2 separate regions of the Mus musculus genome follow, and region 1 is linked to region 2. Evidence: chromatin loops called from intact Hi-C (ENCODE). Cell type or tissue: heart. All regions are shown on one strand.

Region 1 (2,500 bases), 130 kb after region 2:
CAAGCTTTCAGACGTGACTCATGTTTGGAGTCCCTTGAAGTGGGTAGGCTTTTCTGTCCTACAAAGAGGAGCAAGTGAGTTTGGGATGCTTATCTTCGCTCTGTCCCTGGAGATGGCTAGCCTAGATAAACCCAGCGCCACAGTCACAAGACTATCTAACTCAGCTCAGAAAACGATCCTGGAGCCCTTGAAGCATAAACAGCCTGGAGCTCAGAAGTGAAGGAGGTCTGGTGAGAATGATGACAGCAGCATCTTTCAGGAGGTCCTGACTCCCAGAAAGGCCTGTGATAGGTAGGGTCTAGGAGTCCAGCTGCCTCATAATATCCCCTGTAGGACTTAATATTTCCAATCCTAAAGATAGGGCGGTGCCAGCATAAGGCGGGGCCCGGACAGCAGATATATAGGAGATGGAATTTTCTTCTGTGCCACTGGGTTCTTGTCATACTCCCTGTATCATACTGGCATTCTCCAAGGGCTGTGACCAAAAGGGCCCCTTGCCACTGCCCTGGAAGCTAAGGGCTGGAGCTCAGCAATGGACTGCAAGGTGACAACTGTCCCTTTGTGATTGTGGAACTAGCTTTCTTTTCATTTGTAAATGTCATGCTGGGAAGTCAAGGGAGCCCCCTTCTGGATACAAAAGTAGTCTTTAAGCCGTCCTGGGCAAGGCCTTTTGTCTTCAGGTTAAATGTCTTTCAGACAGCGTTATTAAGCAATACTCACTATTGTGGACCCTGGGAACTTGCTGATTTTGGAGAATGTAAACTAAGTTTCTGGAAATATGGTGAATTACGTGACTCTTGATTTTCTAAAAGATGCCCGAGCAGAAGGGAGTGAGAGAACGAATGAACAAATTAATATGAATGAGAATGGATGAATGAATGATTTTGTTTCTTCATCCCCAAATTTCCAGCTAGAACATTGTATTAGAACCTTGGTGGAAACAAGATGTAGGCTAGAAACAGTACTAACTTCTGCTAAGGGGTTGGAGCAAGGATTCTTCCCCCTTGAGAGGATCTTGGAGCTCCAAGCTGCTGTTGCACTCTCTTCCTGCCAGGGTGAGCCGCGAACCTCCATTGCCTGAGCGCTGGCTCAGGCGGCTCACTGCAGTCACAAGCCATCGCCACCTTACAGTAGTGTAAAATGAAACTTGCTTAAAGACTCTTTGATGAGAGAAGATCAAACAGCTCAGGGTCCCTGTCTTAATCAACCGTGAGCCAGGTGGCCTCGCAGAGAGCTGGATTTGGGGCTTCTGTGGACTTTGTGTTTAGCAAATTCATCAGCGTAATCCCGTTGAAGCCCTGGCCTGGGCGCAAATCTCTTCGCACTACACTGCTGCTGTGGGTCCACGGTGTCAGTTCTCGGGGCAAATAAATCAGGGTTAATTAGAAGTGGGGAGGGTAGAGGGGGAAAGGAGAGGCACAGGAAGATTTCTGCTCTGAGAGACGGTAAGTCCTCACCACTGCTAGTTCGGGAAGGAGCAATCCCGTTCCTCTGCTTCCCCCTGGTGGATCCTATCGGAAGTGATCTGGACCTAAAGTGAATTAAAAAAATAATTCTTTGGAAGATTTGTTTCATTTTGTTTTTAGAGACAGGGTTTCTCTGTGTAGCAGCCCTGGCTTTCCTGGAACTCACTGTTTAGACCAGGCTGGCCTCGAACTCACAGAGGTCCACCAGCTTCTGCCTCCAGAGTGATGGGATTAAGAGGGTATGCCACCACACCCGGGATAACTTCTCCAGCTCTCACACTGAAAACGTTTCAAAGCTAAATAGTCTCCAACTTTTAATATTCCATATAATATATAGTAAATCTTCGCATAATAGAATAAGATAGGATAGCGTCTAACCGCTGTCTAAAGACTAAGGAGTTGGGGTCTGGCACAGAGGCTCTCAGTGAAATGTTTATTCAGTTAGGTTTAATTTGCACACCAGCATTCCTCATTCCTGGATGAAAACTTAGGCTCTTCAGATGATAAGTACCACACTTAAGGAGAATCCTATGCTGCATGTATTTCAGGAAAGTTCATTCATCTATAACCATTTTTTATAAAACTTTTTAGAAAATGAAAATATGTCATTTGTTTCAATGAGAAAATGTTAATTTCAAATTTTCCACTTTTTTTAAAAAAAGAATATTATCTAGGAAGCTTATGAAAAATACAAGCAGGTAATAATTTTGTGCCCACTCATGTTTTCCTTTTTTAAAAAAATAAAAGCTGTTGGAACTTGTGTGATAAATCTTTTAAGCATGCAACTCAATATTTATAATCTACTAAATTTTAGATATAACAAGTGCCAACTATAGAAATCACACAGCATTGTTTTCATATTGGGCTTTAGATTATGTTTTCTAAGAATGGTTTTAAAGAAGTAAATTGACCTTCAACAAAAGAACTCGAGAGGTTTTGTTTTTGTTTTTGTTTTTTCTTCCTGTTGTTGCTTGGGACAAGGTTTTGCCATGTAACCCAGGCTTGTCTTGACATGGCAATCGTCCTACCTCAGG
Region 2 (2,500 bases):
GAGTGTCTGAAGACAGCTACAGTGTACTTTCATATAATTAAAAACAAACAAACAAACAACAAAACAAAACAAAACAAAACAAAAACACAACAAAAAAACCAAACCTGGAATGAAGCTAAGTTTTTACTTATTTTGGATCCTTATGTAATTAATGTTTTCAGTATACACCCTTTTCACAATATTTCTAAGCTGTGTAATGTTTTTAAGCAATGGCATTATTTTAGAATATAACATGGTTCTGGATAAAAGATGAGAGAGTTCTAAGAACAACAGTAAAAGCAAGGACAACGACTACCATTTACTGGGGAAAAAAATCCCACCTTTCAGCTACCACTGCAACCAGTTGTACTTACAATAACATGTTTAATATTCACAAGTATATGATTAGTAAGCCTAGTTATTCCTATTTTACACTTTAAAAGCAACTTTTACAGCAAAGAAACCAGGATTTCAGGTGAGCAAAAAAAAAACAGCCCATGATCTCAGGTGAGCAAAATGTAATTGACTCAAGAGAATCAATTAAAACACTGTTTTTAGAAGTCCATGCTACTTGTTGAAAAGACGTTTAAGTATGGCTAGGTTCTTTTGTCTCATATTAGTCGTACTTAAGTCACTCTTTACTTAAATGGGCTAGATAGGAACTGGGCTGTGTAATCCACACAGTTTTCTCTCCACAGGGAAGCAGAGATTCAAGAAGGTTAAATCCCTCAAAGAAAGCCACAGGTCTTGTCTGTTCAGAGCCTAAGCTTTCAAAGAGGGCAACTTCTGCCTTTTAGAGAACCCCTCCTCCGCGGCATAAATACAAAGCAACCATTATCGATTAACTTGGTAACTGCTCAGGGATAGCAGGCCACCGGAAATAGATAACTTTTAAGTTCATCACAGACCATGTACTTCATGATATGCATATTGTTCCTGTTTTTCAACGCGCTAGAAATCAAATCCAAGGCGTTTCGTTTGCTATGCGGATGCTTTTCCCACCTCAGTATCTCAGGCCCAGTTCTTAGTTTTTATCTACGGCTCTGAATAGGATGCTTCTCGTACCCCAAATTACTATGCAACATTAGCTAAAAGTCAATAGTTCTTCATGCCAACAGGAAGTGATGGGGGAGAGAAAATGGTACCCCCCTACTTCATTGGTAACATACAAAAGAAAAGTAGAAAAATTCGGGCACAAGAACAAGATTCCCAAATGCTGGCTATCTTCAAAAGTTTTGTCAGCCTCAGCCAGAGATCAGTTTTTTGATCAGTTTCTCTCCCTGCAGCTAGAGTTGCTACTCTCCTGGATTTTGAATATTTAAAATCACCTCTTTTAGTTGTATTCTCCCCACCCCCACCCCCCACCCCCACCCCGTATACTGTAGAACTTTCTGGCACCAGGTGGCGATAGAGAGTCACCACTGCTTGGGTTTGGCAGAGGGTTGGGGTGGGGGTGGTCCCTTATTATCCTAAGAAGCAAAACAAACAACCCCCTCAAAACCAAACCAAAACAAAGACAAACAGAAAAGAAGAAAACTTTTGAATTAATTGTGCTTCATTTAAAAAAGACTATTTGGAGGGCAGGTGAGAGCAACACAAAAACCCCTTTATCTTTTCTAACCAAGACTCTGTAGCCCTAGCACTAGACATTTCTAGACAGCTCAGAGATGGTCTGTGTATGTTTTTAACCCTAGCTTCACATTGGAGTCACTTAGGGGCCTCTTTCCATGCCCAGCTCCTTCCAGTCAAAATAAGATACATTTTCTTGAAATTGAGCCCTGATATTTGTATTGAGCCCTGATATTTGTATATATTTTAAATTTTCAGATGTCATATTTAAGCAGGTTGACACTTGTCGTACTTTAAAATGTTTTTAATAGGGTTGCCGACTTGGACAGGATTTTCACGAAGCTTAGAGTCTGGCCACAACTCAATAATTTATAAGGATAATTTAACTCATGACCTCCTTCTCTTGGCAAAGATTATGATTATGAACAGAAGGTCAGTATGTTCATTTATTTCAAGAAATTCTTAACTGGGCAACTCTGGTTATACAAGAGAATGAAATGTCCTATAGCATACTTACTTATTTAATTATTCATTCACCATTTAGAAGAAGCCAAAAGAGAAAACTGAAATCGAGATATACGTTTAGATGGTTTGACGCATGCAGGAATTTAACACAGAATGGAATGTAATCTACAGAGGCAGTACAATCAACAGAACATGCTCCAGGATTAAGGTGGAATTAAATCTGCATCCAAACGGGTTTTTTAAAGCATTGAAAAGAAAGGTTAGTCAGAACAAGACAAGATCTAAGAATACATGCTGACTGTTTCTGGGCACCGTCCCATCCTAAAGGGGCTCCTAGAGTCTAGGCAAGGCCACACAGCAAGCTTAATGCTGCTAGGAACACCACACCTGCTCTGGAATCAGATTGCCCAGGGACGACTTTGGCTCTGACACCACTAAGTGGTGTACTTTGGAATAAATTTGCTGTTAACTATGGAGCACCTCTTTT

Evidence for each region. Peaks named below come from ENCODE experiments on the same cell type or tissue, not always from the same donor. Only the 100,000 strongest peaks of a DNase experiment are listed, where the experiment ranks them.
Region 1: a loop joins it to region 2, with 3 times the contacts of the local background. A loop is called at or near these places in 17 of 42 quality-filtered maps.

The regions. Positions count from the first base shown.
Region 1 is chr19:30,553,318-30,555,817 of GRCm38, forward strand. No RefSeq gene overlaps it. Among named protein-coding and RNA genes, the nearest start is that of Dkk1, 5.1 kb to the left of the region's middle. In heart, a CTCF peak has its summit at 1,506 (motif pointing left); no DNase peak of the experiment used is centred here; H3K4me3 peaks cover 573 bases; H3K27ac peaks cover 590 bases.
Region 2 is chr19:30,426,313-30,428,812 of GRCm38, forward strand. No RefSeq gene overlaps it. Among named protein-coding and RNA genes, the nearest start is that of Gm36319, 32 kb to the left of the region's middle. In heart, a CTCF peak has its summit at 1,408 (motif pointing right); no DNase peak of the experiment used is centred here.